3 separate regions of the Mus musculus genome follow, and all the other regions are linked to region 1. Evidence: chromatin contacts called from ENCODE Hi-C or POLR2A ChIA-PET data. All regions are on one chromosome and are shown on one strand. The core of a region is the stretch at or near the end of the contact, and the rest is flanking DNA. Distances in the headings are between cores, read along the strand shown. Region 1 holds the start of Mepce (methylphosphate capping enzyme). Region 2 holds the start of Zkscan1 (zinc finger with KRAB and SCAN domains 1). Region 3 holds the start of Trip6 (thyroid hormone receptor interactor 6).

Region 1 (3,637 bases), core at 902-3,401:
CCAGATTTACTCTCAGAAGGAACTACCCAAACGAGACTTCCCACAGAACATTACAAATAAAATTCACAGTAAAGTGTATTGGCTCGGGGCGCGGTGGGGTGGGGGTTGGGGGAGGTGGTGGAAGAAACCCCGAAGATGTGTGGTCACCTGTGAGCAAAACAGTTTCTTTCGTGACATTAAATGTCATTTCTAAGCCGGGCGTGGTGGCGCACGCACTCGGGAGGCAGATTTCTGAGTTCGAGGCCAGCCTGGTCTACAAAGTGAGTTCCAGGACAGCCAGGGCTACACAGAGAAACCCTGTCTCGGAAAAAAAAAAAAAAAAAGTCATTTCTATCCTTGACCGCAATCTCTGGATCGCTCCCGCTCCCCCCAACCCCCGTGTCCCGACCTCAGGCTGCCCTCGGGGATGCTCTTGCTTCGAGGACCTTGTGCCCTAGGCCTTCGCAGGGCGGGCGCGCGTCCTTTCTGCTTACAGATAGCAAGATGCGGGGCCATGTATACTGAACCCCACAGCGGAGGGGAGGCCTTTGAGTGGTCTTCTACTTTTCCTCTCTCTTTACCAATTCTCTCCGCGACGGCCATTAAAAGCAGAGATCTCACCCAGGCAAACAACCCTCGCCTCCCCTCAGAGCGTCAAGTAACGCTTCGCTACTCTCCCGGACCAAGAACGCCACCATGGAAGCCTCTTCCCCTTTGCTCCCGCTCAGCCTCGCTGTCCCACAACGCCTCATTTCCCTCCGCAATACTGGGTTATTTTTTGTTGTTGTTGTTCTGAAGATTAGCGATTCTGAAGAGCAGGGGCTAAGGTCCGCTGTGGCTCCGAAGAGAAAATTTCTCCTCAGCCAACAGGTACCGAGAGTCACCACAACTAACACTTTCCTCTGCAGTCGCATAAAAGACAACTACCTTCTGGGGCGACGAGGACCTAAAGGTGAAGCGCAGCTAACGCTGTCGCAGCCATTCCGCACATCCCTTCCACCTCGAGCAACTTTTCCCGCCACCAGGAGAAGGCGCGAGGACACGGACAAATTCCGCCCCCAAGCGGCGTGCGCTCAGGTGCTGCGCGTGCGCAGTTGGAAGTTGCTTCTGCGTCTGCGCAGCCGGAGTAGCCCGCCATCTTAAGAACGAAAGCCTAGTGAAACTACAAGTTCCATAATCCTCGCTGACATCTTTAGTTCCGCGCCCCCCCCCCCATAATATCCTGCGAAGCGCCCTAGGCACTTCATTCTTATCTCTGCCTCAAATCGCTTTCTCTTTCCTGTTTTCGTGCTATCACTCCCTACCTTTTAGTTGTCGTCACCCTCTTAAATTTTGAAACCATCTTGAGCTCCCCCCTTGCCTCTACAGTGCTCTTTCCTGACAAATAGTCTGTGGACTGGGAAACTCCGCCAGCCATCAGTCTGAGGATTCTGCATAGAATCAGTGCTTCCCATTGGCCGAAACAGGAGCCCAAACAGGTCGATACCCTTTCCCGCCCACATTCGCGGTGTGTCTAGCTGCAGGGATAATGCTGTAAAATCCGCAACGCTAGCGGGTGGCGCTGAGGGACCGATACGCAGGCGCTGCACTATGGCAGCGGCGTCCGAGGCCTGACGTAGGTGTAGGGAGGAGAGGAAGGCGTAGTTCTCTAGATGTTTGTCCCTGGTGGAAGGAGGAGGGCCGCTTGAACAACTGGGCCATTTCAGGGGAAGAGGAGTTTGGACAATCTCGATGTTTTAGTACTTGTTTGTTTTCAATTCAGAAAATATATTAAATAATATATTGCATTTTATTGATAACAGTTCTTGAGACAATGGTCTCGATTCCTTAGCCTACTTTATCATCCTCTCCTCAGGTTCTCCTAAGTCCTAATTCTAATGAGATAGGCTGGGGGCGGGGGGAAGGGGTGGGGAAAAGACCAGCGATCGCTCATGAATAATTCATGAGCCCGCCTCTTTCGCTGGGAATGCACGCCCCTTGGAAACGTGCTGACGCACGCTGCGTGTAATGAACCTAAGGAAACGACGTCACACTCCCCGCCCCTAGAGCGGAGGGGGCGGAACATCATCTCCAGCACGTGTTGCCCCTTCAACCCGCGCAAGTCCAAAAGGACTGTGCGCAGGCGCTCTCCAGGAGGGGCGGGGATGGGGGAGGAAGGAGGCGGGGCAGGGAGGTTGTTGGGTTTAGAGCCGGGCGGAGACGGCGGAGCCTCATTCCTCAGGAACAAGGGTCGGGTGTCAAGGAGACCTTTTCACACCAGCTCCCGTTCCCCGCCTACGGTGGGTGGGATCGCACGGCAGAGACAAAGGATATCAGTAGGGCTTGGACTTAGCAGCGAAGGGAAGTCGGGTGTCCGTGTGGGGCGGTGGGCGTCTCGGGCTGGGGGAGGGTGAGGTAATTAGGGAGGGGGGCTGTATTTAAACTCTCGGAGCCGTTAAGTTGGTTCGCACTCCCGATGCGCGCGCAGCCTGGGTGGTGGCGGAGCGCGCATGCGTGGGTCCTGGGCGAGCGGGACGCGCGCCCGTCGTGCGCGCTCGCGGCAGAGTGGTAGTGGCGGAGAAAAGGGAGTCGGCGCACGCGCAGTTGGTTCCTCGGCTTGTCCGGGTCTCGCGGGCATCTTGTTTTGGTCTCGCGGGCGAGTGGAGCGCGCTTGGTGTGTCGCGGGAGGGAGGTGGAGGCGCGAGGCAGAGCTGCGCGCGCACTCGGGGAAGGAGGGAGTGAGGTGGTCTTAGGAAGGGTTACAGGGGGCTTCCCCTTGCTCTCTTCTCAGTACCCTCGCTTGAGAAGGGGAAATTAAACAGGGAGAGGAGATGATCGAGATGGCGGCGGAGAAGGAGCCCTTTCTGGTGCCGGCCCCGCCGCCGCCGCTCAAAGATGAGTCGGGCGGAGGGGGCGGCCCCGAGGTGCAATCGCACCAAGAGGCTGCCTCCGGGGAGCTCCGTGATGGGACAGAACACGGGCCGGGCCCTCGCGCGCACTCGGCCGGGGCCGCAGCCAGCGGAGGGGGCGGCCCCCAGGCACAGGCGCACGGGGAGCCCCACGGGCGAGCCGCCGCTCCTGCGGACGTGGGGGAGGAGCGCCGGGGAGGGGGCGGGACGGACCTGGGTCCCCCAGCCCCTCCTCGACCTCGCAATGGCTACCAGCCCCACCGACCCCCTGGGGGTGGTGGGGGCAAAAGAAGAAATAGCTGTAACGTGGGGGGAGGGAGCGGTGGAAGCTTCAAACATCCGGCCTTCAAGAGGCGCCGGCGAGTGAATTCAGACTGCGACTCTGTGTTACCATCCAATTTCCTTCTGGGGGGTAACATATTTGATCCACTGAACCTGAATAGCCTCCTGGATGAGGAAGTGAGTCGCGCACTCAATGCGGAGACCCCAAAGTCATCCCCACTTCCGGCCAAGGGGCGAGACCCTGTGGAGATCCTCATCCCCAAAGATATTACTGACCCGCTCAGTCTCAACACTTGCACTGACGAGGCCCATGTAGTGCTTGCCTCACCACTCAAGATTGGTCGCAAGCGCCATAGACACCGGGGACCGCACCACCAGCAGCAGCAGCAGGCGTCTGGAGGGAATGATAGCAACGCCGCCGTGCTGCCCACTGACCCTCTCACGCCCTCACTCCATGGGGAGGGTGCTACGCAGCAGCAGCAAAACAG
Region 2 (3,640 bases), core at 514-3,013, 300 kb before region 1:
GACTCCAGACTCCAGGCTGCAAGCATGGTTTATTTCAAAGGATGTTTTCTCAAAATCCAGTCTTCCTTCTATTGCACAGTCTTGCAAGTTTAAATAAATGATCCTCTACTCCCCTCTTCAACAGAGACATAAAATGCTTTATAATATGAAAAACTTAGTCTTAAAAGATACCTAGTGGTCTAGTATTGTGTGCCTGTAGTCCCAGCACTCTAGAGGCAGTGGCTAGATTTTCAGCCAGAACTAGAGAGACCCCTCCCCGCCCCCCCCTTTTTTTAATCTATCTAAAGAATATCAACACCACCACAGAATGAAAAGCTAAGATTTAAAACTTAGTACACTGGCCTGGTTGTATCTAAATATAGTATAATGCACTTGAAATTTTTCCTGTTTCCTTCATGGAGACATGAAGTAGAGGATCAACAAAAGAAAATAGCATTCAGCCGCAGGCATTTCTGTAAGTTAACAAAGATGATCCTGAATAAAATAACAAGTAAGAATCTTGTGTGGTAATTGAAAGAGGACACAAACCTGAAAGAAAAAAAACATCTGGATAATTCTTCACTACAGTTTCCTTATAATAAAGGTATTTTCCCACATTTGGCCAGCTTTTCTAGTAACTTCACTTGATGTGGTTACAATGAATTCTTCATAATTCCAACAAGTATTTATTGACTGCTTTCAATCCGCCTAGCACTGCCCTGTACAATAAATGCTTTCTTTGGTCCCAGGCCATGGAACAGCCACTCTCTATAATCAATGTGTGTGTGTGCTGTGTGTGTGTAGGGAGGGGAAGGAAGGGGGAACTTCAAACTAAATGAGCTGCCTTTTTTTTTTTTTAAATTACAATTACATTTACCAACTCCACTCATTTCAAGTTTGAAGAACCTTTTTGAGCAAAGGTAGTTAATTTTATGGATAATAAAACTGACAGTTGGCAAATGTCTAATCTCATCTAAGGTCATTAAGCTGATCAATCTCCTACTGGCCCAGTGTGGTTTCTCCCAGATACCCTTCACGTCTCACTCATTGCAATCAAGCAAGGTGAACTAACACTCCACTAATCTCCCAGATAGCACAGTTAAACAGGCTTAAACCAGCAAGAGGTCTTGAAGCATTGCATAAAGCTGACAGCCGGCTGTTAATTTCTACTAGATCTTTTAACCACCGTCAAGCCGCCAGCGCTTTCGCTCAGCGTTGGGAGATGGAAAGACAGAAAAGCAAGTGATCCGGAAATGTTTTCGGAACCTCAAACCTGTACAGAGCTCAAGGTCTTCCGCGTCGTTTATCTCAAGATTCTCAAGGACCCAAGACGCCCGGAGAAGTAAACGACAGCAATAAAACGAAAACCACACAAAACACTTTCCCCTGCAACCACAGCAAATGGCGACAGGAGGGGGGGAGGGGGAGAAGAATCCAGACACGGGGATCACGTCCATTTGTGATCTTGTCCTCAGAAATGTTATACAAGGATGATGACATGAAAGAGCTCCCCACTGACCCCAGAGATTCGAGCACCGCCGGGACCCCGCAGGGCTCCTTTCCAAGTCCCCCCGGGTGGTCACACGGTCCACCCTCGCAGCCCGCCCGTCCTCCGAGAGTCCGCCATGAGACTCACCGTGAGTCTCCGGAGCGGCCTGGGGACGCCGGGCGACCAAGCACAGCTTGCTCTGGGTTCAACCCGACCGAAGGGCACTGCACACCGACATAGGCCCTCCCAATACCTCGCCACAGGCACAATGAGTCACAAAGACCGGAAGTAGGTCAGCACCTCATCTTCCGGGATCGAGTTGAGCTTCCGGGTCTCCTCTAGGAACACGGGAGGACTTTGCATCTCGGTTTCTGAATTTCTTGTTCCGAGTCTCCCTACCCAACACCCCCCCCCCCCCAGCCCTGATTGCCTGTCTTCAATTCCAGAGGTGACAGATAGAGATAAAGTGATCCTGTTTAGGGTGTTCAGGTTTTTTTTTTTTCCTGATGTAGTATTTTTCAGCTCTATATTTGTTACTTTCTTCCCCATCTTTTCCATCTTGGGCAGTTATCAATAATAGTAATTGTATGCCTGTGGCAGAGAAGCTGAAGCAAGGGTGTAGATGGAGTTAGATCAAAGCCAAGCCAGGGGTGTCTGGTTTCACAGATCAGCCCTGGTGAGGTTTGCCAGTTGAGTGCATGGTGTTTCCAGATATGTGGCCCGAGGATAAAAGACTATCTTTCAGTAAACAAGCTACTTACACTGGTTCTGTAGAATATGCTATTATAGCACTTTAAAAGGATCTTTCAGAGGAATTACAGACGCTCAACAATTACTGCCTTTATCTCTTTGCCTTGTGGGCAATACAGAAATGAGGCTCCACCTTATAGAAGGCTCTATATCAAAGGCAAGTCCACAAGGAAGAGACCATACAGCATGGGGGAGATAACTTTATAAAACAATACTCCAAAATTAAAAAGCAATTGAAGTATTGTTCCTTTTTTATTAATTGATTATTAATTAATTCACTTTACATCCCAATATCAGCCCCCCTTCTCCCAGTGATAGGTTATTTCTCCGCCAGTGAAACGAGCCCATTCAGGCTAGATTATATTATAATAAAGGCAGGTTTATTGGGAAGCTGCTCTTGGTAGAGTTCACTGGCCCCAAGGATTGAGGCAGGAGAGTTGCAATGGGAGGGGAGGCAGAAAGAGAAAGGGCTTACATGCAGAGAAAGAAGAGAAGGAGAAGGAGGAGAGCAAAATGTTTGGATTATAAAGGGAAGAGTCTCTGGGGAAGGGCAGCCCAAGCCCTGGGATGGAAAGTTCAAGGCTGGGGGCAGGGTATACCAGGTAGGATCTGAGGGATGCTGGGAGAACCTGAAGACCAGGTCTGTTTTGATATGTAAAATATTCATCTCAGTCCCCTCTTCTGGGGTCCAAAACCAAACACCCAAAACCGCCTTAGGCAAGTCATCCTCCAATTCCACCTTCCCCTATTTGCAGTATTGTTAAAGGAAACAAGGAGCCAGCCATTCACTTGGAGAAGTAGGAGAAACCTTTATTCATGCATGGACTACAAAGCACGCTTGTGCTTTGAAGGGTTCAGTCCCCTTGGCAGTTTCTTACAGCTTTTTGTAGGTCAGGTAGTGGGGTTGTCATCCATGTCTTTGTGACAATCTTAGAGTGGACTCTGATCCCCTTAATCATTAAAGGGAATTTAGTTAGGCACGTTTACAGGAACAAATAGCTAGCTAGGTAGATAATAATACACAAACACTTGGCAGGTAGCAATAAAATATACAAGCATTTGCAAATAACAACACATTTTGGCTGGTAAAAGATGTTTATCTTAGCAAACATAAATGGTATCTGCAACATGACCTTTGTCTGCTGTGACAAAATTTCTTTCAGACAGCTTCTGGCAAGTGTTTGTTTTTCCCAGATAAGAAGTAAGGGGTTTTTTGTTTTTTGTTTTTTAATAAGCAAACAAACTCCTCTAAGTAAAAGTTTAGCTCACATACAGCTTTTAGGCTAAGGTTTTTGTTTGTTTGGTTTTCCAGACAAAGGTTTTTCTGTGAAGCCCTGGCTGTCCTGGAACTTTGTAGACCAGGCTGGCCTCGAACCCACAGAGATCTTCCTGTCTCTGCCTTCAAAGGACTGGGATTAAAGG
Region 3 (3,585 bases), core at 756-3,255, 470 kb after region 1:
AAAACAAGCAAGCCAACAGACAGACAGACAGACACCCCCCCAACCCTAAAGGAAATCTACGATGGGGCTTGGAATATAGCTGTTCTTAATCTTCTTGATCGATCTCGTAGCACTAGCTTTAATCTCCAGCATCTCTCCTCACAAGGGAAAAACATCCTAAAGGGAACTTTACCTATTTAAAGTGGAAGAGATGAGTCCTAGAGATAGTCAAATAAATGCCTGTGAAAGTGTTTAGCCAAAGCCAAATCATTGTGCAAACCTGTGTCTGATGTTTGCTGTAAGGGCTTCGGCCAAGGAGGATACCATACCTCATGGCTGACCTAAGTGTGAGTGGGCGCGTTTTATGTGGTGTAAACTCAGTCCTCAGTCTGATTTCTGTTCCTTCCTGCCTCCCTTCTCTGCTCCTAGGCGGCATGAAGCCCAACACATTGGTGCTGGGTTTTTACGACGATGCCCCACCCCAGGACCATTTTCTAACAGACCCAGCCTTCTCTGAACCTGCAGAGGGCACCAGAGAGGGCGGGTCGCCAGCCCTGAGCACGCTGTTCCCTCCACCTCGGGCTCCTGGGAGCCCCAGGGCTCTCAGTCCCCAAGACTACGTGGCCACGGTGGCAGATGCTCTCAAGATGAACAAGAATGTGGTTCTCGCACGAGCATGTGGGGCTTTGCCCCCGGAGCGGCTAAGCCGGGGGTCCAGTAGCAGCGCTCAGCTACATCATGTGGACGTGTGGCCCTTAAACCTGCTGAGGCCCCGGGGTGGACCTGGCTACGTGGACGTCTGTGGCCTTTTTCTGTTGCAGATGGCTACCATCTTAAGCATGGTGCCTGCCTGGCACAGTGCCCGGCTCCGGATCTTCCTGTGCTTGGGGCCCAGGGAGGCTCCTGGGGCAGCAGAGGGAAGGCTTCGGGCCCTGTTGAGTCAACTCAGGATCCGGGCAGAGGTGCAAGAGGTGGTGTGGGGTGAAGGGGCAGAGACTGGCGAGCCTGAGGAGGAGGAAGGGGACTTTGTGAATGGTGGTCGAGGAGACGAAGAGGCTGAGGCTCTAGCTTGCAGTGCCAATGCCCTGGTGCGAGCACAGCAGGGGCGAGGCACCGTAGGAGGCCCTGGGGGACCCGAAGGAAGGGATGGGGAGGAGGGACCCACCACAGCCCTTACCTTCCTGTACCTGCCTCGACCGCCTGCTGATCCTGCTCGCTACCCCAGATACCTGGCACTGCTGGAGACCCTGAGCCGTGATCTGGGTCCCACCCTTCTTATTCACGGGGTCACTCCGGTAACCTGCACTGATCTCTGATGCCTGTTCATACAGGGTTGGATAGAGCGGGCCCAGGCTCATTCTGAGCAATGGACGCCCCTCCCCCCGCCCCAAGTGGGCCCTGCCCTTTGGATGATGTGTTAAGGGGACCATGGTCTCCTTTGGGCGGGGGAACGGACATAGTACACTAATTCTAGGTGGCTGCCCCATTGTAGGGGAGGACATTGCGGCCCTGTCCCTGGTCTTCCTCCGCTTCCTTCACTGGTGCCTTGACCAGAGGGGCTGGCCTCTTCTGTGACTCTAGGCTACCTCAGTGTCCCCATCCTGGCCACAGACGCACCGCCTCCCTCTCCCCGACTTCCTTGGGTGGTGATGTTTGTGTTTTGTTTTATTTTTCTAACTACTGACCATAAATAAAAGACCGAAACACTATGGGCTGGTGGAGCACTGCTGGTGGGTAGGTGAGAGGCAGCCGGGTGGGAAGGGAGAGAACCGTGAGGGGGTGGAGACAGATGCGTTCAGAGCCTGGGCCGAGAGGCTGCCACGTGCAAGACTGGGGCAGGGATCCGAGAGAATTGCTGGGCCAGAGCCTCTCAGAGCGGCCTGCAGCCCACCCTGCAGCTTGGCTCCGGAGGAGGGCGGTCTTCTCTTAACAGGAGGGGGCCAGAGAGGGGAAGGATTGTAGAATAAGGCTTGGGGCCACGTGACCCTCCCCTGGAATGTGGTGACGTCAGGGGGCGTGGTCGTCTCCAAAATTGGGGAGGAAGGGAGGAAAAAAAGCCAGAAAAAGTTTCTTTGCGGGAGTCCCAAACGGGGCGTGGGACAGTAAGGGAGGGAAAGGGCCCAAGGCTCCGAGCTCCAGGCTCTGAGCTTGTGGGGACCCTGACCTCTGTCTGGAGTGGAGTAACCCTATTCCAGACCATGTCCGGGCCCACCTGGCTTCCCCCGAAGCAGCCAGAACCCTCCAGACTCCCTCAGGGGAGATCGCTGCCCAGAGGCGCCCTGGGCCCGCCAACGGCCCACGGAGCAAGTAAGTGTTCCTCTCTCACACACGCCGGAGTAGCAGAAGAGCCGCTGGCCACCTTCCTTCACCTTTTCTCCCTTGCCTGCCTGCTTCCTGCTGTCCCTTTCCCAAACCAGAGGCCCCAGCTCTTGTGCAACTTTCCCTGACTCTTGGTTGATTCCCAGACTCCCGGGAATGTGAAGAAGGAGAGCCACCCTTAGAAGGGCAGCTCTACCGAGGTACCCTTCTCCAGTCCCACCTCCTGTCTCTCCCTTTAGCACTCCAGCCTCACCCCAGGGTCAACTTTTGCCCCCTCCCGCCTGAACACTGTTATCAGCCTCCGGGGGTACCGGAAGATCGGGGGCCTACTTGGGTGGGATCCCATGGAACACCCCAGCGCCTGCAGGTGAGAAGTGGAGATGAGGGTAGGGTCTCTCAGGGTCAAGGTGAAAGAAGTCTAGGTCGGGGGTGTCATCAGCATTTGTTCTTCCTCCTTTCCCTCTGTCTCAGGGGCTCCCTCCAGACAGGGGGATCATCCGCCCTGGCAGTCTGGATGCTGAGATAGATTCGCTCACCAGCATGTTGGCTGATCTGGACGGGGGTCGCAGTCATGCACCTAGGCGGCCAGACAGACAGGTGACTTCCTGTGTTCTGTCTCTGCTTCCCCATCCTCAGCCAGTTCCCTGCCCTAGCTTCTCAGCCTCAGTCCACCCTCTTCACTGCCCACCTACCCTCTTTGCAACTAATAAACACCTGGTTCAAGGAATCACGCACTTCCTCCTTGGCAGGCCTAGGCCATGGGAACTTGTCAGAAGTCATTGCTACCCTGGGGTTCCCACCTGGCACGCATGGATCTTGGGTCTGGCTTTACTGTTTCTGCATTGCTTGTCTTCCCAGGCTTTTGAGGCTCCCCCACCCCATGCTTACCGCGGAGGCTCCCTGAAGCCCAGTGGAGGTGCTGTTCCAACCCCGATGCTCCCAGCATCCCACTATGGTGGACCTACCCCAGCCTCCTATGCTACCGCGAGCACGCCAGCTGGCCCTGCTTTCCCTGTACAAGTGAAGGTGGCTCAACCTGTGAGAGGCTGTGGACTGCCCAGGCGAGGGGCCTCTCAGGCCTCTGGGCCTCTTCCAGGCCCCCACTTTCCTCTGACAGGTCGTGGTGAAGTCTGGGGGGCTGGCTATAGGAGCCACCGAGAGCCAGGACCGGGGGTTCCGGAGGGACCTTCTGGAGTACATATCCCTGCAGGAGGAGGGAGAGGAGGTGGGCATGAGCCTCAGGTAAGCTGGGGCTGGGCACTGTGGTTTGTGGTCACCGGAAGTAAC

The links. A loop is a pair of places that touch in the nucleus more often than their neighbours do. ChIA-PET counts read pairs that join two places held with the same protein, here RNA polymerase II (POLR2A).
Region 2: POLR2A ChIA-PET joins it to region 1 with 13 read pairs in Patski. The contact joins the promoter of Zkscan1 here to the promoter of Mepce in region 1. A Hi-C loop is called at or near these places in 2 of 37 maps with a recorded cell type or tissue (both left cerebral cortex). POLR2A ChIA-PET finds 5 or more read pairs at or near these places in 2 of 5 experiments (Patski and embryonic stem cell).
Region 3: a loop to region 1 is called in a map of v-Abl transformed pro-B cells, with 2.5 times the contacts of the local background. The contact joins the promoter of Trip6 here to the promoter of Mepce in region 1. A Hi-C loop is called at or near these places in 2 of 37 maps with a recorded cell type or tissue (T-helper 17 cell and v-Abl transformed pro-B cells). POLR2A ChIA-PET finds 5 or more read pairs at or near these places in 1 of 5 experiments (Patski).

The regions. Positions count from the first base shown.
Region 1 is chr5:137,785,215-137,788,851 of GRCm38, reverse strand. It overlaps Mepce (methylphosphate capping enzyme), which reads left to right and starts at 2,151. Exons shown (of 4, transcript NM_144913.3): 1 at 2,151-3,637. The coding sequence starts at 2,790. Zcwpw1 (zinc finger, CW type with PWWP domain 1) reads right to left here and starts at 1,050. Exons shown (of 17, transcript NM_001005426.2): 1 at 907-1,050.
Region 2 is chr5:138,083,207-138,086,846 of GRCm38, reverse strand. It overlaps Zkscan1 (zinc finger with KRAB and SCAN domains 1), which reads right to left and starts at 1,763. Exons shown (of 6, transcript NM_133906.4): 1 at 1,616-1,763.
Region 3 is chr5:137,312,661-137,316,245 of GRCm38, reverse strand. It overlaps Trip6 (thyroid hormone receptor interactor 6), which reads left to right and starts at 2,005. Exons shown (of 9, transcript NM_011639.3): 1 at 2,005-2,286; 2 at 2,538-2,665; 3 at 2,770-2,895; 4 at 3,157-3,540. The coding sequence starts at 2,178. Slc12a9 (solute carrier family 12 (potassium/chloride transporters), member 9) reads left to right here. Exons shown (of 14, transcript NM_031406.3): 14 at 409-1,688. The coding sequence ends at 1,295.